3 separate regions of the Homo sapiens genome follow, and regions 1 and 2 are each linked to region 3. A link is a loop called in an ENCODE intact Hi-C map of the cell type or tissue named here. Cell type or tissue: PC-3. All regions are shown on one strand. Links, peaks and the distances in the headings refer to the core of each region. The heading gives the core; the rest is flanking DNA.

What was found. Peaks named below come from ENCODE experiments on the same cell type or tissue, not always from the same donor. Only the 100,000 strongest peaks of a DNase experiment are listed, where the experiment ranks them.
Region 1: a loop joins it to region 3, with 2.8 times the contacts of the local background. A loop is called at or near these places in 2 of 110 quality-filtered maps.
Region 2: a loop joins it to region 3, with 2.2 times the contacts of the local background. A loop is called at or near these places in 4 of 110 quality-filtered maps.

What each region holds. Positions count from the first base shown.
Region 1 is chr7:96,081,553-96,090,102 of GRCh38, forward strand. The region is part of intron 16 of DYNC1I1 (dynein cytoplasmic 1 intermediate chain 1); the gene reads left to right. Among named protein-coding and RNA genes, the nearest start is that of MIR591, 130 kb to the right of the region's middle. In PC-3, for the core only: no CTCF peak of the experiment used is centred there; DNase peaks (open chromatin) are centred at 3,809 and 7,209; H3K4me3 peaks cover 938 bases; H3K27ac peaks cover 2,801 bases.
Region 2 is chr7:96,300,515-96,309,064 of GRCh38, forward strand. The region is part of intron 1 of SLC25A13 (solute carrier family 25 member 13); the gene reads right to left. Among named protein-coding and RNA genes, the nearest start is that of SLC25A13, 17 kb to the right of the region's middle. In PC-3, for the core only: no CTCF peak of the experiment used is centred there; DNase peaks (open chromatin) are centred at 2,787, 3,347, 3,757 and 4,277; H3K4me3 peaks cover 775 bases; H3K27ac peaks cover 3,867 bases.
Region 3 is chr7:96,214,426-96,222,975 of GRCh38, forward strand. All of the region lies in intron 4 of SLC25A13 (solute carrier family 25 member 13), which reads right to left. MIR591 (microRNA 591) reads right to left here and starts at 5,331; the gene lies at 5,237-5,331. In PC-3, for the core only: no CTCF peak of the experiment used is centred there; a DNase peak (open chromatin) is centred at 5,156; H3K27ac peaks cover 2,152 bases.

The DNA of each region.
Region 1 (8,550 bases), core at 269-8,268, 130 kb before region 3:
GTTATGTAATGCTATTTTGGCATAATATGAATCTAACATTGCATTCCAGGGGGAAAATATACCACATTTGTATGCATAGCATCCTAGACCTAGAAAGTACTCTGTGAGTGCCTGGTGGATGGGTTTAGCTGATCACACTGAGAAGGGTTCTTTATGGTTTCATCAATCAGCATTCTATAAATTTGGCAATCCTAAATGGTTTGTTCTACAATGGAACTTTTGATGACATATTATATACTGCTATATGGTATAGTTGATTATGTTGGAACAAGCTAGACGGTGTTTTTTAAAATTCAGCCAGGAACAAAAACCGAATGACTTTAGAAATGGGAGTTTTCTATTCTGGATGCATAATTCTAAGTAAAAAAAAAAAATCTCTTGCTTTTACTGCATGTTATCTATTTCATTTAACATCCCCTTGACTACTCCTGATACCACAAGCTGAGTTCCAACAGTGACAAAAACTCTGTTAATATTGGCCCCAGTGGTGAAGATGCAAATGGTCTGGTGACTATTGATATAGTCTGGAGTCTTTGGGAAAGAGAATACCCTCTGAGTCGGAAATACCGCCAGTAGTGTTACAGCAGTATTTTTCTTAAATGAGTATTCTTTATGTTTAATGTATCTTTCTCATGGCCCTCATCAAAGTAAAACTAAACAACAATAACAAAAACAGATATTCTTTATTGGTCACTTCCTAAAAAATAAAAAAGAGCAAAGGAGAATGTTAAAAAAAAAAAAAGCCTTTTCTCTCTCTTTCTTTTCTTCCTTTCTTCCTTTCTTCCTTTTCCTTTCCTTTGTTTATAACAAGTGTAATTGTGGGAGAGAAATACACATGAAGACATGCTCAGAGATACAATGGCAGAAAATAGATAAAATTTAAAAACTCTTTGCTCTATCTCCTTTGCATACACATAACGTCCCTTAACTCACTTAAGATTGTATACAATATTATTTTATCCCTCTTTGTTGTATTCTAAAAGGACTGAAAAACAGATTAGTTTAACAATCTGTTTTATATTTTAAAAGGCCTTTTGGAAAGTCTTTATTTTGACTTAAATGTTATATATATACACACTATATATATGCACACACATACATTCATACACACTGTCTCTATGCAATAAGGAAACACAATATGACATATATACAGAATTTTCTGCAATAAAAGTGATTTTACAGCTTTTGGACAGAATTACTTGAATATGACATATTTTGTGAGTAAATATGATTTTACAAAAGTTACTTTGGCTGATATGTGGCTGCTAAAATTTCTTTCTAGGATGCTATCATCATTTCTAAATTGTAAAGTGTTGTTATACTCATATTTGTACTATCGTACTGGCAGGTCAGGCTGGTTTTCATTTTTATGTTATTGCCCTTACTTTTCTAAGTGATATTACAGACTATAGAAATGTCTGCAACTATAGGCCAGTCTCGCCTATTGTCTGGAGTCTAGACAGGCTATAGAAAAATCTCTGTGACATATAATAGGCCAAACAATTTGTAGGGCTGTTTATCCCTACAAATTCACTACCAAGAAAAAGAAAGGATATACTATTTTATTGAGAGTAGGTAATATTACAATCTCTAGCCCTTCTCTGAATGACCGAAAATCAGGATAAGCTTATACACTTGAAGAGTTCTTTAGGTATTGTTTGATCATATACAAAGCAATCTATAGCTCAGAAAAACTCAGACTTAACAAAATAATTGCCTTAACTGTGGTTTTATAAGTATTTTTATAAATTATATTTATTTGGGTAGAAGGGGAACTTTTGTGTTTCTCTTTGTCACCACAAAGCTTTATTCTAAATCGCTGAAGACCTCGTCTGTAGAGGTACAATGTACTAAAAGGAAAAATGACTTCCCTACATCTGAGGCTTAGCTGCAGCCCACTTCTGAAAGAGGTAGATCCCTTAAGGGCAAATGCTGCCATTACTGTGATTACTATAGGATCGTTCACCAGCCCAGAACTGACAGAACATAACTGTGCTTAAAGAGAAGTGCACCCTCTAGACAAGTACCTTCTCAGCCTTCCAAATCACCTAAACTGCGGAAGGCCAGATGGAATGCTTCATGGCAGGGTGGCACATTTGGAATTAGAGGTCTGATCTAAGGCTGGTGCATGACTGACTGCAGGAAGGGTCGTCGAGCAAAGAGCTATTCAAGAAGAAACAAATAAGGTATTGAAGACTAAATTGCCAGTAGGCTCTGCCACCACTACCAATATTCAAAATTGGTTCCCTGGTCCCTATTAAAACGAAACTCATAACCACAGTCATGCTGGCCTTTAGATAGAAAACCTTGCTTTGTAGAACCCTCTAGAAAGAAGACAAAATGCTCTTAGATAAGCTTTGTAATACAATCTGTATTAAAAAGTAGATGGTAGGTTTTTTAGAGCACACAATGTTGGTCCATTTTCCTCAGTACGTTGAATACATGTCTGTGGGAAGACATCTCATATTCATTCTCCCAGTGTTGATTTGAGGAGATTTTTTTTTAGGCTGGGGAGAAAAGAGGGGCCTGTAGGCTAGCTTTTGCCAAGACCTTGTTCCACAAGTGAGGCTGTCTTGAAGAGTATAGGACCTGTGCAATTGCATAGGGCACCGTGCTTAGGGGAGCCCTGAGCTTGGGTCATTGTCTTAAAATTGTTAAAAATTTGTCAGGAAGGAACGCCACATTTTCATTTTTCACTGAACCCTGCAAATTAGCCGGTCCTGTCAACTAGAGTGTTACTCTTAATGCCACTCATGAGGCAAATCAGAAAAAAAAAAAAATAGGCCTTAACCTAGATCATTAGGAAGAAAGAGAAATCTGTAGAAATGTAGTTAAATGGATGGACACACTACAATCTTCTCATTACCTGTTTCTCTTTTTTTTTCTTTTCTTTTTTTTTTTTTTTTTGAGACGGAGTTTTGCTCTTGCCCAGGCTGGAGTGCAATGGCACACTTCTGCCTCCCGGGTTCAAGCAATTCTCCTGCCTTAGCCTCCTAAGTATCTGGGATTACAGGCGCATGCCACAACACCCAGCAAATTTTTGTATTTTTAGTAGAGACAGGATTTCGCCATGTTGGCCAGGCTGGTCTCGAACTCCTGACCTCAGGTGATCCACTCGCCTCGGCCTCCCAAAGTACTGAGATTACAGATTTGAGCCACTGCACCCTGCCTCATTACCTGTTTCTTAAAACTACTTAAAAATGTTTAATGAGAAGGGCCACGACTCTACATTATAAACGTCAAGGTACATATAGAGCTAAAGCCGTACTGGAGATCCCAATTCACCTCCCACAACCCTCTTTTGATCACATCATAATTTTGCCTGAAAATATATTAATAATATAATTTGGGGAAAGATCTCTGAGATGCCTACCCCAGTTGGAGTGGAGCGGGACAGGCTTTCTCTGTCCACACCATTGTTGAGAACTCCCTGAAGAGAGACTGCTGTGAGCACTGATGGAAACATCTCCATTCAAGCCCAGGTAGTCTTGCCTTCCTGTGAGCCCTGGCACTCCCTGATTAGGGCATTGCAGAAAGGGACTCTGGTGTTACCAGTCACTGACAGTCATCTGCCTCATCTCCTGTCCCAGCTGAGGCTGCAGCTGCTGCAGGGAGCCCCAGCTCAGTACCCCCATGACCATGCCTTTCTCTTATTATGTACAATTATCCTCTATGACTTTTAAGATGATAGCAGAGAGCACAGTGGCTTGAATCCAGATTTAGTGGTGCAATTTATTATGAACTTCTGAAGGGGTAAACACAGGATTGTGTATGAGCTCACTGAAATCACCAGACTGAGTTTGTCCATCTCCCTTTTTTTTTTCTTTTTGTTACATTTAAATGACAAAGACATGAGTAATATCCCACAGCCTATGACTCAAGAGGTAAAATATAAAACAGCAATGTTTTCAGGTAGGTCACATGATGCTGTGTTTATATAGCACACATTTTTGGTTGTTTGATTTCAGCATTATATCTGGAAAATACACTGTACACATTTATTTTCACAGATAGGGGTCTATTTTCTTTGCAGAGCAGGTGCTGAACTCCCATTAGCATAAATGGAAGTTATGCGAATCTGAATCTGACAAAAGACAGAGAAGACCCCTTTTTATTATTTGGCTATAATTTTTACTCTATTTGTGCCTTCAAAAGTTACTTACATAGACAGTGGTTGCATGCACCATTTAAATTTTCTGAGATTCAAAATTAAAAATGAGCCTAGCTTCTGAATAAGTTTTGAGAAATCTCCAAACTATGGCTTGCAATTTGTTTGTTTTGGATTGTAGGAAGGATTCCATTCAATTAAATGAAACATGGGTAGGATAATAAGTCAAAAATTAACTATTAATATACCTGAAAACAGAGCTATTGTTGGATTTTTTTTCAAATGATGTATGAACACACATTTTAAAGAATTAAAAATAAAAACGACTCATTGCCATGTCTCCATTACTGAAGAGCAAGCTTTTCTATGCATATAGAGCTGACTTCAACAGCACATAGGCCAGTATGTATAGAATTATTCACGTGTCCTGATGATTGATAGCCAGCCTATCTACCTGTCTTTCTTGCAGATGTGTTTTATAGAAAGCCCACCGCCATTGTTAAGGCTTCAGTGCTGTCACACAGATGCAGCTGTCATAAATATCCCCTAACAACTATGTTTGCTGCTTATCTGAATTAGTTAGAATGCTGTTTGCAGCTCCAGTTTTGAAAGAAGCAGTTTATCTTCCACCTCCTATTATTTCTTTTTCCATTAACCTCTTCCAGGGAAGATTTTGTTTTCAGTTGTGATAAATTCACACAGGTTTCAAATCCCTGATTATATTTTACAGTAGTCAAATGATAAAATTACAGAATCATTTTCAGCTCAAAGTAGGATTTGAAGAATAAAATGGAAACTTAAAAACCATGGTTTGAGAGACGGACAAATCTTATCCTAGCTTTATTGATTTGGTATCCTATTCACTAGTTACCTAAGAAAATATGCATAAATCTTTAAATTTGAACTCTGAACTTTGATAGCATTTCAAATAGCTTGTTTGATACGACTATTTGGGGGCCAAAAGAATAGTATTCATTTCATTACAAATTTCAATAAGTATAATACATTTGACATTGGATATATGGGCTTTGAAAAATTCTTGGAAAAGAAAGATGTGGGTTAACATGAGAGATCAAATGTAACACTGCCAAAAAAGTAAAACATGATTTTAAATGTCCATTTGAATATATTTTAAAGCCAAAACGAAAAATCAAGAGAGAAAAGTTTATTTGTAACGCCAACAGGAAGAATGGCCTACACAATATATTTTAGAATGATGGTCAAGGTGTTACATGTAAGAACTGTTAACAAGTGCCTCAAATAGTTTCATAGCCAGCAAGAATAAGAATAAAAAAAAGAGATTCAATGGGCCATTTTTTTATGCTTTCAACAGTAGTTTGATGTAGTGGCATGTGATAAACTGGAAGTACTGGGAGCTAAAAAGGGTTTGAGTAACACAAAATAAATACAATACAATGATGATTTTTAAGGGGAATCACACTTAGGCAATAATAGTGTACTTTGTGGAACTCCTTCATGTTTTCCAGTAATACAGGGCCTACATCAATTCTCCATAAGCAGCCTGTGCCTTGAATATAAATAATTCTCCTCCTTGAGGAAGTGGGCATACGAAACACAAAATTGAAAAGTTAAACTTAGATTTGGGAGGTTAATTCAAACAAGAGTCCCTTAATAAAAAGAACTGCATTTGCAATCAGCCAGTTTTAATAACCGTGCTTTATGAAGGCCTTTGTCCCCTGAGCAAGGCAAACCTGATTGCATGGCTCGGTTTTTGCAGCCTCCAGAAGAGCACAGTTGGTCTCAGCTTAGCAAGATCCAGGTATGATCATCTGAATCACTGGTGTTTCTCATTAAATGAGTGTGGCCATTAATTTCCTAGATTCTTGAAGGCCTTTGCAAGTACTGGCTTATTCTTAGGTGGATAAACAATATTATTTTCTTTAGCTGATACCAAATACTTCCTTTGATTTTCTCTCCTTGAAAAAGAAAAGACTTAGGCGTAAATTCTTCCAGTGATACCAAACATCCAGATAAAATGTGAAAATCCAAATACCTGGTTCTGTCGATAACATCTAGATAGCAGTTGATGGCATAAGAACAAAGCATCAAGCTTTTCAACTGGATTTTTCAGTTTTTACTTGAATTTTTAGTGTTACAGCCCCAATGCTGTGCTATTAAGTCAAGGGGCACCAAGATATATTTGCATGGGCAGATTTGAGATGCTAATAAATATAATTATGTAAAATAAGCCACTTTGAAATAATATATTAATTCATTTGTCATAACAAATTATATGTATTTGAAATTAAATATTTTGGGTAAAATCTATGATTGTAATTTTGGTATTAACTTTATTTCTTCTGGGAAAAGTGCTTAATTTAAAAAAGAAAAGGCGCAATTAATTCCAATTAATGTTGTAAGTATTCATCTTATAGTACGTGTAATAGCTGTGGCTTTCACTTTGATAATTATATATGTAAAAGACCATGATTAAACTAATTATTATATAAATAGTGTGCTTATTCAGGTAGCATTAGTATATGAAAATGGACTTATAGGATTAATATCTTCTCAAGCAAATGTTTTTTCTGAATTGAAAAGAAATACTTATGACTTCATGTATTATGGAGTAGTTGATTCAATGAAAAGAAAGCCCTAATATCTAATATTATAAACAGCAAATTAATGTGTGTATAGTAATTTCAAAATTCAATGAAGTTCATATATTCTCATTTTGGTGATAAATGATCTATGAATATAAACCTTCTGAAAGAAGAACCAGTTTGTATAACTAATCATCTTCATGATTCTTCTGTGGTTTCAAACTGTCATCTTCAATGGCAGTTTGGATTATGAAGCAGTTGTTAATTATAGTGTTAATTTTTTTATGGCTGACAAAATTGTGTTTAGTTCTATAATTTCAAAATTGCTAAATTTTATCTTGAAAAATTGCTGCTTAGAGCAGTAGCCTCAAATCACAGCTTTAAAAGCTAAATGTGAAGTCTCTCCAATCATCTGTGAATCGAGATTAACCCGGGCCTGTACAGAATGGAGTTGTTTCTTACATGTGTATGTGTGCTACTGTTGGCATATCTAAAATATAATACATAATCAAATATCTGCTTATTCATGTTTCCTGTGTAAATATTTATACACCACGTAGGTCGGACTTGAAAAGCGAGGAAGTGAATGAATCATTATATTTCACTTTCAAGGAAAGCTTACATGAATTTTTGAGAATGTCAGCTATCAGAACATCTTTTAAATTTTAAAGCATGAGTTACTTATCATTTAAGAAATATCCAAACTGCTAACATTGTAAAAGCAATTTCATACTTTTAACCTAGTAGATAAATCAGTGGCCCATTTCTAAGCTCTTTCTCCTAATAGTCAACCAATAGTTTCTCAATTCAGATTAAATTTTTTATTTGTATTGGTCTCAGCATTAAGGTCCCTTAGATAGAAAGTGAACATAAACTAATATTTTCAAAGTGAATAAATAAATAAGAAAGTGAACACCTTCTAGTATGATTTAAAAAAAAAAAAAGTTACCCTTGTGACTTAAAAAAAAAAATTCAGATTGTCAGCCCTCCCTTGATTATCACATTCCTCAGCTTCTTTTTTAACCTTTGGAAGACCACATCCACAGAATTGTACAAAAAGTGGTTATTTGACAATTGTCTATTAAAACACAATAACCCAGTCTAGCAAAGTGCCTGGCACAAAATAGGCACACAATAAATATTTGATGGGTGAATGAATGATTCACATGTGAAAATTTGAGGAAAAATTAAGGGAAAGCTTAATTGTTTAGAGCATTCAGGATGTAGCCTCCAAGTTGGCTACAGATTGATGCACAGGAAAAAAATTACTTAACTGTAGTTGCACAGAAAAGGATATTTAGAAAATATCTTTAGAAAAGAGTACTTACCCTTCCCCCCAATCTCTTTCCCAGTTTCCCTCCCCTCCTGTGCTTTTAAAAGTGAGCAGTTGGCCACTAGTGTAATAAAAGCATAACCGTTGATTCAAACAGTTGTCAAACCACTGGAAAAATGCTTCCTTTTCATTGTGCTTTTTTTGGACACTATAGATATGGTAAATCATGAACTGCGTTATAAAAATACCTCTTTTGTGCCCAAACATTCAGTAGGAGGGAATGACATTTCTTTTATTACCTTGGTAAATGTTTTTAAGGTGTTTAGCAATAAGCCTTCTTTTTGTCAAAACTGCTTAGACGCAGTGGTTGCTAAGAATTTATTAGAAAACCTATAGTTAATAATATCAAGAAAAGAAGGGATATGTGTTTAGTAGCTAATATGACAGTTGAGCTTGTGTAGCACATGCTTTTGCTTTTTCCTACCATTTTCTTGATCTTTTGTGTTATGGAAAACAAGTTATTCATGTTTAGAAAGTTTATTTTTCATTATTGCCCATCAACCAGCGTTTTTAGCATTTTCTCCATCTTTTGGGCAGAGAAATAG
Region 2 (8,550 bases), core at 425-8,424, 86 kb after region 3:
ACCATGTTTACTCCTTAAGAAATCTAAATGATGGGTAAACTGGCTCATAATTTAGAAGGGATAAATTAGCAAAAGAGAAGAGAAACTCATGGGTCTTCAAACACACTCACCAAACCACTAAATAAACATTGTGGCCATCCTAACTGATAATTGTCTCAGCTACCCTACCCCCAACCCAGAGTTCCAGGTACAGCAAATGGTTAATGATCACCACAAGATTTCTCTGAGGCCCACTAAAATTTGGCTCAGGTCCTGGTACATTCTATTTAAGGATAGATAAGTATGGTTCAACAGGGGATGGATTCAGAAAAATTACTACCAGCCTCCTGGGCCTCATCTCTATAGTAATTCCATCTATTATTCACCAGTCAAATGCTGTGTGGCTGTTCGGAATTTCCATTTATACTGCTACCTCCCATTCCTATCTTCTTGTTTTAAGTGTCATTTGCTATGAATGAAGAACACTTACACAACTTAATTGAAGACAATGCAAAGTTACCATGAGATGTACCAGTTTTTTAAAGGTGTATTTCAATGAATTCTACCTGGTGGCAAAACCAATACCCAGGAAGTTCTATGAGCTGGAAAAAGGAAGCCACAGAAATGTAGCCACCCTTTTAAAGTCAATTCAGAACAGCTGTCCAGCATGCATACTTTGCATCACATAAGCTTGGGATTATTAGACTTAGTTCATTCTTGGGCTTTAGAAGCCTGGAATTATTAGACTTCGTTCATTCTTGGGGTTTAGAAGAGTCATCAAACTTTAGATTGTTTCCAGAAGGCTTACTTTCACTGTTACATTTTTTTCTCATATATTAATAGCATGCAAATATTTACAGCTACTATTGTTATAACTGCCTGATTTTCTTTATGATTCTTCTTCTGAATTTGCATTTGTAAGAATGGATTCCAACATTAAAACAAAAATTTTATATCAAGAATTTTAAATCAAGTAACTGGTTTTCAAACATACAGAGTAATTCACTAAGAAGAAAGGGGTCCTTTACAGATTACTATGAAATATTATTTGCTAACAAGATAAAGAATTTTGTTGAAATTTGATAACATTTTACTCTGATTCCAAATTTAAGGGAAAAAGAGAGGGTTTTGGTGTTTTGTTTTTTTTTTTTTTAGTTGGGGGTCTCATTGTGTCACTCAGGCTGGAGTGCAGTGGTGCGATCATGGCTTACTGCAGCCTCACACTCCTGGGCTCAAGCAATCCTCCCACCTCAGCCTCCTGAGTAGCTGAGGCTAAATGCATGTGTCACCAGGCCCCACTAATTTTTTAATTTTTTTGTAGAGACAGTCTCACTATGTTGCTCAAGCTAGTCTCAAACTCCTGGCCTCAAGTGATCCTTCCATCTTGGCCTCCCAAAGTGCTGGGTTTACAAGCATGAGCCACCATGCCTGGCCCAGAAAGTGGCAATGTTGGAACAGAAAAACTCTATGCATAGTTTCTTCCATAAACTGGGAAAAGTCTATCATTATTTAAATTTAGTATGGAAATTTCAGGTCGATTCAATGAGTCTATGCTCCACAGGAGCAAAATTTGAGAATCACTGAATATGTAAAACTTTTTGACAAGATAAACACTGGTTATAATTGTGTAAGTCATCAATAGCGTTTGCAAAACACATACTAGGTAGGTACATCCTAGAAATAAAAAGAAAAACAATAACACAATTTCAAGAACTGGTGTTTTTAAAAAGGCAGGGGGTAGGGGAGAACATGGCAAGAAGAATACAAAAGTCATCTTTCAGGACAAATGAATTCACTCTCCTAATATGAGTTAGAGCAGCCATAGGTAGGGGGTCACCAGAAAATTCCTACCTGTAGGAATATTTTTTAAACAGACTTTCTTACAAGGGAATCAAGCCACAGTTGCAGGCTCATTACTTTAACAAATCACAGTGGTATAGAATGGTGTATTCAAAATAGTTGTCAGATCTAAGAGAGGATGGTGGGGAAGAATATAAGAAAACCTACACGAAAATAAGAAATGCTAATTTGAAAAATAAAATGCAAAGAAAAGCAAAGCTCTCCTCTTTCACTGGGAGGCTGTAGAGATGTGAGACCACCATCTCTGTGAGGGCACCTTACTCCTCAGATCAACCCCAACTCTGGCAAAGATCAGGAAACAAAGTAGATTCTCTGGAAGTGCTGAATATAGAATAAAGTCTTTCAGGTCAGTAAAAATCTGACATTTACAATGAAAATAGGCAACTCTCTTCAGACCAATGGTTCTCAAAGTGTGGAGACCATCAGCATCACCTGGGAACTTTTAAAAATACAAATTATCACACCCATCCCAGACCCAAAGAATCAGAAACTGGGTGAGGCCCAGCAATCCCCTATGATTTAACAAGCCCTCCAGGTGACCCTGATGCAGTTAAAGTTTAAGAACCACAGCTTTAGATAATGTCCAATTTTAATGTACGGATTATAAGATGTAGGTTCTCAGTCCTCGCTGCATATTCAAGTCCCCTGAGGTGCTTTTAGGTTTTACAAAACCCAAACCATACCAAAGGTCAATCAAATGAAAATTTCTAGAATGGATATCTTTAGAGCTCCCTCAAGAAATTACCATGTGTGGGTGGACTGAGAACAACTGCGTTAGGACCCGAGGCCCAACCTCAGCTGCTACGTCACCAACTGTACAGCACAGCCCTTCCTCAGCAATACTTCCCCAGTCACCCTCCCAAACCTGAAACATCTGAAAGCCAAGACAAGCACAGACTTACACTGAAAATTCTACTATCATAAAGTAAATATTTGCCTTAGATAAGAACTACAAACTCAAAGAGGTAGCTCATCAAAAGCAAGCTTCTGGGTGTGTGTGTGGGTGGGTGGGTGTAAATAAGCATGCAGTGACAAGCAGGAAACGGAGAGAGAAGGAGAAACAGTCCTGCATAGTCTTTTGAACCTGAGGAAATAGTGCAGTAGATGGCCCTGAATCCCAAAGAAAAGTATTCTTGGGTGTAACCTAACCACTTAGAAGCAGGGGCCCACCCTCCTTCTTTATCTTCCTATACTAAAGACACTAGAAGGCTGAAACTACAATTCCCAGACTCCCTTGCTGCTATGCGGCCTATGTGCCATCAATTAGATGAAATTGAGTGAGATTTGGCAAATGTTTGGGAGTTGGGGGGCACCTTCTGCTGTTTCTGCCAAGCACGCACCATTGCTGGAAGTGTCTAGTTTTCCTGTGGCAACCTCCTGCCCTCCCATGTCAGTGGCCACATGGTCCTGAAACACTCTCCACTTGGCAGGCAGCATTGTGACTGCACAGGAGGTCACTGCTGTCTTGGTGGCCTGCTCTGCTTGAGACTCTAGACGTCATTCTTTAGAGCTCAACCTCAAGTCTGTTTCTTTACCTTCCCAACAAATTGTGTAAGCCATTTAATATCCTGTAATAAATCTCTCTCTGCTTAAACCAGCTAGAGTAGATTCTGTTCTCTGCGAGTGAGCCCTGACTGATACAATCAGTAATTGCAAAAGAAAGTTTGGAATTCCCTAAAACCACAGTTACCATTAACTTGAGAAGAAGAAAAAGGTATCTCAAACTTAAGAAAATAATTTTTTATTGAAACCACTGAGTCACTCATCCTTCATCCTACAGTTTCCCTACGACCTAATAAATGAAGAGCAGTCATTATGGGAAAAGTTACTGAAATATAAATTAGTACAAAGACAAGATGCCCTGTTAAGCATTCTTCAAACCACAACATTTCTATGTAATCAGCTGGCAAAACTTCATTTCACTCAACAGTTGACTTATAAAGTATCAGACACCACAAATGTTAACCCACTGGGTAATTACATCAGCGAGTCATTTCAGAGGCACTAGAGATGTTTATCAGAAGGATTCAGTAGGTTGTGATGTATGTTAGATTTCACTCTGCTCTGTTGTAGAACATAAACTAGAAAGCCATCATCATTAAAATTCTGATATTAAGAGGCAGAGTATAACAGTTAAGAATGAATGGTGGTGTTTTAGCTGGGTTCTGTTATGCCAAAAGAGCCTGAAACATACTAGTTCTGGATTTTACTATTATTGTTATTAAGCTGACCTCTACCTGCTAGATGGGAGTAGCAACCCCTTCCCCAACAAGCTGCAACAACCAAGAAACTGTCTCCAGAGGTTGCTAAAAGAAATCCTCTTGGGGGCCAAACTACCCCACCCCCCAGCTAACAACCACTCCTTAGATGGTGATGCTCTACTTGCTCATCCATGCAACACAATCACCTATGGGAAAGCTGCAGTGTACTAGGCCCAGCGCCAGGCACCGAGGAGAAAACACCCAATAAATCAGAAACCCTGCCCCAAGCAGGGAAAGCTGACTTATCGACAAGTGGTTGGTACAAAATGTATGATGATACATGCTATCATAAGGCAGAGTGGCAGGAGAATTAATACACTAATTCTGCTAAAGTTGAGGGTCACAGAGGCAGTCTTTGGAGCCGGATCACTTATTATTAATTATAACGATAACAATGACCAGCTAACTTTTACTGGGTCCTTAACTCTATGCCAGGCATTATGCTAATGGCTTTTTATCTTATTTCATTTATATACTGTATCATTAAAACTCTTTAAGGGGAAGAGTGAGTAATATCCCCACTTTTCAAATAAAGAAGCTGAGGTACTAAAGAGTCTTAAATGAATACCAGTAGATCACACAGCCAGAAATGACCCCTGAGCTCAGGTTATTTAGACACTAATTATAATACCTGAAGGATATTCCCAGAGTTTAGCAAGCAAAAAGGGGGACTTTAAAGCTACCTTTAAGAATGGAGACACTGGACAACATTGTAATTGTAACCAATTTAAAATAAATTCTTTTTAATTTGGCATTATGATTCATAAATGCCCATGGCTCAGTAGAAGGCAGAAATGCCTAGTGCAGAATATTATTCTCCAGTATTTTATGCTGAATTCAGTCTCAATTTTTGTAAGCATCAAGGTTACAGTATAATTAGGAACCAGCTGCAATTGTAATTACCACGCCCAATATAATTTGTTACATATTAGCAAGTGTCAAATTACTACTGCTCCTTAAATGAATAAAAACTGATTGTGCTATTCTGAAGACTGGGGCTATGTTCCTGATGGGGAACAAAGGAATATAAAAAGTATATGACGTATTTATAAAGTGCTGAAAAGCTCTACTTAGGAGATCACAAGTTGCTGAAGCCCAGATAATGCCATAAAAAGTTAAACACTTCTGAGAGAGAAAAGCTAATTTAATAAATACAGAGGAAGAGGAAGCCAAAAATGAAAGGACAATAAAGAAGTTGCTTCCATTAAATATGCCTTACCTGTCCAAATTCCTGCTATCAACCTCATCTAACTGAAGCACGTCAAGAACCAGAAGGAAGCAAAAAGGAAAAGGAAAGGGGCTCTCTGCACAGCTGGAGGCTCATCTCAAAGACGACACACCATCTCACTTGAGTGAGCCCTCCTGGGCCCTATTCCACAGCCCACAGCTTTTGACATGACTCTAATGCTTTGCAAACATTAGCTTACTGACACTCTCAACAGCCCTGAGGAGTAGACACCGTTATGTCCATTTTACAGATGAGGAAACTGAGGCACAGAGAGGTTGAGTAACTTCCCCAAGTCACACAGTTAGCAAGTGGCAGAGCCCTAATTTGATTGCAAATCTATGATTTCAGCCATTATGTGACACTGTCCTTCAGAGGAAAAGAAAGCACAGTATTGAGCAGGCAAGAGAATCCAGAGATCAAAAGAAAATTAGGACACAAGAGTCTGATTTCTGAGCATCCCCCAGTCTGACCTTCAGGGCAAGGGCAGGGAGCTTCCCATTTCAGATACACCTGTGGTTATGACAGCCCAGTGCTTCTGGCCCTCCTTGCTGTTCCCGGTTCTCCTCCCTTCTCCCAACCTTCTTACTGGTGTAAGAATAGAGAGCCTTGGGCCTGTGTGGCCAGACTTCTGACCTCTTGGGCAACTGCAGGATGGAGACTGCTTGCCTTTTGAGCCTCAGCTCTCTTCCTCTTGTTCTCCTACGATGGGAGTACAGCAGCCAAACGGTAGAGAGCCTTGGGCCTATGTGGCCAGACTTCTGACCTCTTGGGCAACTGCAGGATGGAGACTGATTGCCTTTTGAGCCTCAGCTCTCTTCCTCTTCTTCTCCTAGGATGGGAGTACAGCAGCCAAACGGTGAGCTTAGTCCCATCCACTTCCATCTTCTCTTTTGTGCCCTTCATCCCTCTGCATTTTGTTCTTTTTGCCCTCTGATACCTCCTAGTGCCCTATCATCTCTACCCCCAGGGACTCAGGAGATCATGCAGCAGAAGCAGAAAAAGGCAAACGAGAAGAAGGAGGAACCCAAGTAGCTTTGTGGCTTCACTCCAATCTCTCTTGCCCTTCACTTGTGTGCCTGGAGCCAGTCCCACCACACTCGCATTTCCTCCTGTAGTGACCACAGGTCCCAGCACCGATGGCTTCCCTTTGCCATGAGTCTGCGGTGGGTCCCTTTTGTACTTCCTTCCCCTCAGGTAGCCTCTCTCCCTATGGGCCACTCCTGGGGTGAGGGGGTTAGCCCTTCCCAGTGTTTTTTATTCCTGTGGGGCTTAAAAGTATAAAGGTAGCTTTGTAATTTAAAAAAAAAAATAAAGAAAATTAAGACACATCAGTTGTAATGCATGAACCTTATATACATCACAATTCAACAACTATTTAAAAAATTTTAAGACAATACGGGAAATGTGTACAATGTGTACAGAACACCTATTTGAAGATATTGAAGAATTATTATAATTTTTTAAAGTATAATAATGATATTGTGATTGTGCTTTGAAGAAATCTTGTTTAGAGATACATAAAATATTTACAGATAGGATGGCTGAGTTTGCTTTGAAAAACATATGGGGATGAATTAGCCAGGCATGGTGGCATGTGCCTGTAGTCCCAACTACTCAGGAGGCTGAGGTGGGAGGACTGTTGGTTGAGACCGCAGTGAGCCATAATCGCGCCACTGCACGCCAGCCTGGGTGACAGAGCAACATCCTGTCTCCAAAAACAAAAATTTAATTAAAAAAAAAAAAGTAGGGATGGAAGGAGGAAAGAGGGCATGGCATAAATGAAACAATATTGAGGACATAAATTGATGATTACTACTGGCTAGATAGGGAGATGAGGGTTAATTATACTATTCCAGTTTTGCACTTTTTGGGAAATTTCCATAATGAGAAGTTTAAAAAATGATGCTGTTCTTTCAAGGACTAAGTCAAATGCCTCTTCCTCCAGGATTCTCCAACCAGATTCCCCTCATAGAATGTTTCCTATTTCATGAGCTTTGCAATGGAACATTTAAATCTGACTCCACTGCGGCCGGGCGCAGTGGCTCACGCCTGTAATCCCAGCACTTTGGGAGGCTGAGGTGGGTGGATCACCTGAGGTCAGGAGTTCAAGACCAGCCTGACCACCACGGAGAAACTCAGTCTCTACTAAAAATACAAAAATTTAGCCGGGCACGGTGGCACATGCCTGTAATCCCGGCTATTCGGGAGGCTGAGGTAGGAGAATCACTTGAACCAGGGTTCAAGAGGTTGCAGTGAGCCAAGATCGTGCCACTGCACTCTAGCCTGGGCAACAAGAGCGAAACTCCATCTCCAAAAAAAAAAAAAAAAAAAATCTGACTCCACTGTTAACCAGCAGCATGACCTCTTGTTTTCTCATCTGCTAAAAGTAAGAGAATAGAGAATAACAATTGAATGAAAACAGCACAACTTGAGACAATCTAGCAGCGCCTTGCTTCCCAGTTACTCTTCATATTCAGAGCAGCCTAGCTGATTGAGGCAGCAGCAGATACCTGACCCCTGTGGGGAGGTGATCTTGGCTTTCTGAACTAATCAGATTTCCTCTGAAGGCTGAACCAGCAGATTCAGGCTGAATTAGCAGCAGGTCTCTCTAGCTGATGATGTGGCACTAGTGAAGGGTCACGAACTCCTGGGGTTGAGCAACAAAAATTAAACTGGCTCCCTACCTTTCATCTTATACCAAAAGAACTACAGCTGGATCAGAGTTAATCTTTAAAAGGAGAGAGAGAGAATTTCAAAAAGTACTAGAAAAACGCACAGGTGGTTTCTTATGTAATGTTAAGTAGGGAAGCTGATTTCAAACATGACAAACTCAGAAGCCATATAATCCAGAAGCCATAAAGAAAAAAATGATAAATATTTGACATAACAATTTAAAAAGTGAATATAAATCAGTTAAACAACAACTGAGAAGAAAAACAACAACAAAATTTGCAATAGATAGGACAAAGGGGCAATGTTCTTCATTTACAAGCGCTCTTAGAACAAATCAATGTGAAAAGGCAAATAAACCAATAGAAAATTGGGCAAAGGTCAAGACCAGGCTCTTCTCAAGTTGCTGTTGGACACCACAAATGGATTAACTGAAATCTTCATGAACCACCATAAAAAAAGAATCTAGGACTGAGCTTTCACTTCTGGAACTGAGCTGGGAGGCAATGAAAAGATGTTGGCATCCTCAAACTCAGAATCAACATCAGCCTG
Region 3 (8,550 bases), core at 237-8,236:
TGAAATTTAAAAAACAACTCGGTCAGGCGCAGTGGCCCACGCCTGTAATCCCAGCATTTGGGAGGCCCAGGCAGGCGGATCATTTCAGGTCAGGAGTTCGAGACCAGCCTGGCCAACAGGGTGAAACCCCATCTCTACTAAAAATACAAAAATTAGCCAGGCATGGTGGTGGGCACCTGTAATCCCAGCTACTCAGGAGGCTGAGGCAGGAGAATGGCGTGAACCCGGAAGGCGGAGCTTGCAGTGAGTGGAGTGCCACTGCACTCCAGCCTGGGTGACAGGGCGAGACTCCGTTGCAAAAAAATTAATTAATTAATTAATTAATTTTAAAAAAACTCAATTTACAGTAGCCTCAAAAACAATAAAATACTTAGAAATAAATTTAACAAAATAAGTGCAAAACTGATTCTCTAAACACTACAAAACAGCATTGAAAGAAACTAAAGAAAATCTAAATAAATAGAAACACATCCCATGTTCACGGATTAAAAGACTTGATATTGTTAAGATGGCAAAACTCTCCAAAGTTAATTTTAAAATGGCAATACTCCCTAAAATGATCTATAGATTCAATGTAATCCCTATCAAAATCCTGGTTGGCTTGTTTGCAAAAATTGGCAAACTGATCCAACAATCCATTATGAAAATTCAAGCAATTCAGAAGAGCCAAAACAATCTTGAAAAAGAAGAACAGATGGAGTCTTGCTCTGTTGCCCAGGCTGGAGTACAGTGGCATGATCTTGGCTCACTGCAACCTCTGCCTCCCAGGTTCAAGCAATTCTCCTGCCTCAGCCTCCTGAGTACCTGGGATTACAGGCGCTTTGATACACCCAGCTAATTTTTGTATTTTTAGTGGAGACAGGGTTTCACCATGTTGGTCAGGCTGGTCTCGAACTCCTGACCTCGTGATCCACCCACCTCGGCCTCCCAAAGTGCTGGGATTATAGGCTTGATCCACCACGCCTGGCACGAATTTGGATTTCAAGCTTACTACAAAGCTAGAGTAATCAAGACTATGTAGTACTGGTATAAGATAGACACAGAGAACAACAGAATGAAATTGAGAGTAAAAAAATTAACCCTCACATTTATAGTCAATTGATTTCCAACAAAGGTAACAGACAATAAGAAAAAACTGGTGCAGGGACAATATCCATATGCAAAATAATGAAGTTGGGCTCCTATCTCACCCTGTATACAAAAATTAACTCATAATGGATCAAAGACCTAACTACAAGACTTAAAACCGTGAATAGTTTTAGAAGAAAATATAGGCATATTTTCAAGAAAATTTTAGAAAAAAATATAGACATAATTTTTGTGATGTTGGATTAGGAAATGGTTTAGTTGACACCAAAACTACAAGCAACAGAAAAAAAAATAAATTATACTTCATCAAAATTTAAAACTTTATACTCCAAGGATACCATTAAGAAAGTATTAAAATGGCCAGGCACGGTGGCTCACGCCTGTAATCCCAGCACTTTGGGAGGCCGAGATGGGCGGATCACCTGAGGTCAGGAGTTTGATACCAGCCTGGGCAACATGGCAAAACCCCATCTCTACTAAAAATACAAAAATTATCCAGGCATGGTGGCACGTGCCTGTAATCCCAGCTACTCAGGAGGCTGAGGCAGGAAGAATTGCTTGAACCCCTGAGGCGGAGGTTGCAGTGAGCCGAGATCATGCCATTCCATTCCAGCCTGGGCGACAGAGAGAGACTGTCTCAAAAGAAAAAAAAAAAAGAAAAAAAGAAAGTGTTAAAACACAATGAGATACGATCTCACACCACTCAGAATGGTTATTAAAAAGTCAAAAAATAACAGATGCTGGTGAGGTTGCAGAGAAAAAGGAACACTTATGTACTGTTGGTGGGAGTGTAAATTAGTTTAACCACTGTGGAATACAGTGTGGCAATTCCTCAAAGACCTAAAAACAGAAATACCATTCAACCCAGTAATCTCATTACTGGGTATATATCCAAAGGCATATACATCATTCTATTATAAAGACACATGCATGTGTACATTCACTGCAGCACTATTCACAATAGCAAAGAGGTGGAATCAACCTAAATGCCTATCAACGATAGAGTGGATAAAAAAAATGTGGTATATATACACCATGGAGTACTATGCAGCCATAAAAAAGAATGAGATCATGTCCCTTGCAGGAACGTCGACGGAGCTGGAGGCCGTTATCATTAGCAAACTAATGCAGGAACAGAAAACCAAATACTGTACGCTCTGACTTTAAGTGGGAGCTAAATGGTGAGAACACACGGACACAGAGGAGAACAAGAGACAGTGGGGCCTACCAGAGGGTAAAGGGTGGGAGGAGGGAGAGGATCAGGAAAAATAACTAATGGGTACTAGGCTTAATATCTGAGTGATGAAATAATTTGTACGACAAACCCCTATGACACAAGTTTACCTATATAATGAACCTGCACATGTACCCCTGAACTTAAAATAAAAAAGTTTAAAAAAAAGAGAGAAAAAAAGAAAAGAAAAAGATAAAATAGCCTATAGACTAGGAGAAAAACTTTGCAAGTCACATATCTGATAAGGAACCCTAGTATACACACAGAACTCTCACAATACAATAAAAGGACAAATAATCCTATTTAAAAATGGGCAAAGGATCTGAACAGACATTGCTCCAGAGACAGCATAAAATTGCCAAGAGGCACATGAAAAGATGTTAAACATCATTAGCCATCAGGGAGATGAAAATCAAAACCATGATGAGATAACCACTTCACCCTGCTACAATGGTTATAATCAAAAAGAGATAATAAGAAGTGTTGGTGAGGATGTGAAGGAACTGCAACCCTCAAACACTGCTGGTGGGAATATATTTAAGAAAATGGTGTGGCCACTTTGGAAAACAGTCTGGCAGTTCCTCAAAAAGTTCAACATAGAATTATAATATGACTCAGCAATTCCACTCTCAGGTATATACTCAAGAGAAATGAAAACATATGCCCATACAAACTCACATACATGAATGTTCACAGCAACGTTATTCATAATAGCCAAGCACTGGGAACAGCTCTTATGCCTGTTAACTGATTAATAAACAAAATGTGACCTATCTATATCTACACAGTGAAATATTATTTATCAATAAAAAGGAATAACATATGTGCTACATCATGGATGAGCCTTGGAAACATTATGCTAAGTAAAAGAAACCAATCATGAAAGCCCACATTTTATGATTCCATTTATATGAAATGTCTAGAATAGACAAATCCATATACACAAAAAGTAGATTAACAACTGCCAGGGGATGGAGGGACTGGATGGAAGGGAGTGGTGATTGCTAAGGTGTGGTACGAGGTTTCTTGTTGGGGTGATGAAAATGTTCTACAATTGAATGTGGTGATAATTGTACAAATCTGTGAATATATTAAAAACCATTGAATTATATACTTTAAATGGGTAAATTATATCTCAACAAAGCTTTCTCTGAAAAAAAAAAACAAAAAACACCTAGAACTGTCAGAGATCTGCCTCTTACTAATGAGTAACCCTGGGCAAATTACTTACTCTGACTCAATTCGCTCAATCTTTAAAATGGGAATATCTATCTTAGACAGTTTTTCTGGAGTTAAGCATGACTAGTACAATGTTCTAAACATAGTAGGTGACCATCAAAATCATAAAACTCCAAAGTATAAAGTCTTAATTATAATGAAAATTATTATCTGGGCACCAAATATTTACAAATACTATTTTTTAAATGAGCACAGTGTGATTTGGAAGTATCATAGTTTTTAATTTCTCAAAAAGCAATAATTTTCCTCAAATATTTAAAATCCATCCTTTCTTGAGCTCATATGCTAAAATTTTGAATGAAAAGTGATCAAAAACTAAGTAATTTTCTATTATGTTTCTTAAAGTATAAAATTAAGAAAGATTAAGAACCTCCACTCTTTTCTCTGAAGATCTTTCAGACACTAGAGATATTTAATTGGCAAATTACTTGCACATGCCATTAAGTGGTTAGACTGAATTTGTTTTTACAAATTCTATGGACTCTTATTCCTTAACCTCCACCACACTATAATCTGAAATCATCAAGGTCTTCACTTATGCAAATTTTAACTTTCCATGTTTTTGTTTCCATACAGAATAACTAAATTAATGCATTTTAATTTCTAAAAGATTCACTTTTTGAAGCAGCATATCTATGAAAAAGAGTTTCTCATTAAAATAAAAAAGATTCATCAAGCTATATTATTTCAAACACTAAACCATAATCTCTCTCTCTTTCTCATGGATTTTAAAAATTCCATTAATACAATAAACACAAAAGGGATGTTTGTGTTAAACATAAAAGTAACCCCTCTTGGAGGCAAAGAGAGGACTGCTGAAGGCCCAGCATTTTATCTCTGAACAGTTTCATGCTTTTTCTAATGCATGCTAAATCCTCAAAGAAAGTTGTGGTTTTTCTCTAAGGGAAGTAATATTCCACCCTGCTGATATGGTTAACAACCAGCTTCTACGGCCATCATCTTTTAAGCAGGGAGCAAAAGACAAATTGTTGAATTCGTACATTAAATAACATAATGGAGTAAGTGGATGCAGACCTATCTCTACTGCCATATGCTCCAATATCAAGGTTGCCATTTCAAACCCTTTTGACAAGTGCCTTTTTACATTAATCACAGCTAAGGGTCTGAAGAGGAAAGACGTATTCTGGCTACAATTCAGAGTCGCTCAAGAAACTTCTAGGGGGAAAATGGTTGCCATTAAAACATAGTAAGTAGAGCATAAGTACTTCACATTAAAATTGAGTTCTCTATAATCCCCTGTAAACTTTTTATTATTATTATTCTGAACATGTAGGTACAGTGGTGATAGGTATCTTTCAAAAAATAAGCACACACACAGCCAAGCTGAGCCAAATATTATACTAAAGTCATATGTGGTATTGGTGTATGTAAAAATTAGGGCTAATTTAAAACTCTTCCAGTTCTGTACTTAGGGATGGAACTAGCCTGAGTTAAGGTCATGTGGCATTCAGGAAAGAACCCTATCCTTCTAGTGCCAGAAGTCAAAGTTGTGATTCTTATGAAACTAGTCACCTTTTCCCCTCTGGGCCTGTTTCCTCATCCATGAAAGAAAGCCATAAACTATACTCAGCCATTGTTCATTTGAAGTAGGAACTACATTCCCTTGGAGAGCTTGTTTAAAACACATTCCCAAGCCCCACACCCAAAAATTATGAATCAGTAGATTTGAGACAGAGCCAGGGAGTCCACAGTTAACCAACATTCTACACTATTACAATGAGAACCCATGGTCTACCTCATTGATAAGACTCCCTCCTCCTCTATAATCTGACAGATCTATCAATTCTCAAGATTCATACACTATTTAAGTCATCATAGTGACTGTGAGTCAACAACAACAACAAAATGGCTCAAGGCTGGCAGATATTTAGCGTAAGATATTAACCATCTGTCACACACACTAACTAAATCAACAGAGGGGCCAACTGAGATGTTTCCAATTATCTGCTAGAAAAAGTATTTTCAACTGGGTAGAATAAATCATTATTAGCCTTTCATAATATCAAAAGTAGGTCAATTAAAATGGTGTTTAGAGGCATATAGCAGACTGTGGCCACTCTCCAGATGTGTAAGCTTGCTTTAATCATCTGCTGTGTGTTAATTATTGTTAACTTTCATTACCACTAGAGAATACAACTAATGTTTTAAAATTCTTAAAGCATTACAGAGTCCTAATTCACTCTCTAAATGCAAATATAATATCTATATTGTTTTCAAAAACCTATTTCCTAAGCTAGTTTCCTTAGACGGATATTATCGAAAATTTTCTTGCAAAAGCATTAACATACATTTAACCCTACTTAAATGCTTCAAGAGCAGATGTACTACAAATGTACACCCACAGTGATCCCATATTAGTATAAAACTGTTTTATTTCAATTAAAATGTCTAAGTATCCACCCCCAACATATACCTAAACTGTAATTTTCTCTGAGAATTTCCAATATGTTCTTGATTTTGTTTCCTTTATCAACCTATCAGAGCAAAAACTGCCTTGCAACTGTTGGAAGAAATCAGTCATTAGCAGCAAGATTACAGCAAATTTTCCAATTTAGAAAAACTGTATTTTTATCTCTCTCTTATACCAGAAGAAGAATGGTATAATTTTCCTATCTTTAAATAAGCAGTACAGTTAGTTTAAAATAGTCAAATTTTCCTAGGACTCTAAGTTTCAGGATTTTATGTTAGCTTTCTGTTCTCTACACCTTCTTTCCTACTCACAAGTTCTCTTCACCCTTCATCATGCATGCACATGAACATGCACATACACACACACACATGCACACACAAACACACAGGTGCACATGCACACACAGGGACAGCAGCCCCCAGTCCAGTCTCTCCACTCCCTGACAGGCTTCTAAGGAACAGTTAACCTTCAGGCAGTAGTTAACTAAGGAGTGGCTTCACATGGTTATTTTGATTTGCTCTCCAACTGACATTCTTCCACCTTCTCAACAGGTCTGCCTTCTTTTCTCCCCCTCTCTATTTTTAAAATGGAGTGATGAAGTAGCAAAAAGTACAATATTTTAGCCATTTGAGCACGGGCGATTCTTAAATTATCCCACCAACTGGAAGTGCTCTCTGATACTACTATCTTTCAAAATTGAAGCCATTATGGTCAATCGTGCAAATCCGTATTTAGCTTTTCGTAAATAGTGGATTTTTGACCCAATGAACTGGAACAGTTTCTGGACAGTCTCTAGGATCTCTGAAAAGATACTCAGTACCCAGGCATGCCACAATTCTTATCAACATAGAGACTATTTACTTTCAAAACTCATACTGTTCTTATTCGAAATTCTTACTCTCTATTTGGGATGTAAGCATGTATAAGAGAATATACTCAGCCCCCTCTTTACCTCTCATAAAATAAAATCAAATCTACTGCAGGGCAATATTTTTCTTTCATCAAAATGACACATTATTTTTGTGAAACACCAAAATCAGAACCAATATTAATGAAGAACTTTCCCCAAGTAACGTTTCTTCTGATTCTTCACCACCTTCTCCCTCAGCTATCTTTTCGAATATTTCATTTTCGAAGTGTCTTTACAAAGACAGTAACAAATGACCTTCCTTTCCAGCAAGCTTAAAAATGATGGGTAAAGTCTGCCTTCTTCCAATCCAATACCAGCATTCCTCTAGCTTTATATATTTAATATTAAATTTGAGTGCTTAACTTCGAAACTTCTCATTTCCATACTTTTAACTCCCATCATTTTCTGCAACCTGAATCGAAGTGACTGAGTGGGTGTTTCCACACATTTCCTAATGTCATCTAGCCTACCCATTTTCCCAAAGCACACCAATTTCATCATAGCAGGTGTTCCTGGACACAATCTAAGTTGAACTCAGAAAGGGTCCCTCCAAACAATTACATCCACATCAGAGAATTAACTAACTGAGGACTCGCTTAGAATTAAGAATTAACTAGCTTAGAAATCGCCCCGGTTCTGTGGGTTTTGTTTAGTGGGAGAGACACAAGAGAAAAGTTGGTGCAAATATAATAAGTTTGCTAAACTACAATTTAAACAAAGTTAAATAGATTTATTTTTTCCGCAGGACTTCTCAGAGCCTTAATAAATTAAAAGTTCCAGGCTTTATGATTCTCTCTTAGGAGAGCCCTTTTCCACATGCCACTTATTAACATAAACAAGAAACGCTTCTCTATAGTTACTAAACTTACAATATATTTCAATAGTGAAGATTAAAGGACAAAAGGTCACTGTAGTTTCCAATAAAGGGCAAAACTGGACCAGTTTCTTTCAGACTCCATGCTAACTGGCAGAGCTGCAGTGGCGAGCCAGCCCAGGCCTCCCAGTGTGGCACAGGGTGTAGACTAGTTTCTTCCATTTTGGTCTTCATGAGAATCAGAACCAATTCCCTTTCAGAGGTCTCACTAGCCAGCCAACCAAACAGTTCTTTCTGTATTTTATTTTGTTTATTTATTTTTGAGACAGAATATTGCTCTGTCACCAGGCTGGAGTGTGGTGGCACGATCTCGGCTCACTGCAACCTCCACCTCCTGGGTTCAAGTTATTCTCCTGCCTCAGCCTCCTGAGTAGCTGGGACTACAGGCACATGCCACCATGCCCAGCTAATTTTTGTATTTTTAGTAGCGACGGGGTTTCACCGTGTTGGCCAGGATGGTCTCGATCTCTTGACCTTGTGATCCGCCCGCCTCAGCCTCCCAAAGTGCTGGGATTACAGGTGTGAGCCACTGCGCCCGGCTCTTTTTGTATTTTTAATAATTCGTTAGTTACTCTACATTTACTTCAGTTACAGAAAAATGTATTTTCCAATCTGTCTCTTGTATTATATATAGGTTGTCTGATACATTTTGTTTCTTCATATATCCAAAACCAAAAGGCATCCAAAAACTGATTATCATTACATTTTGAAGTCATACATAAACTATTCTACAATCAATGTCTTTAACAGCAATGCTGGAAAAGTGTTAAATA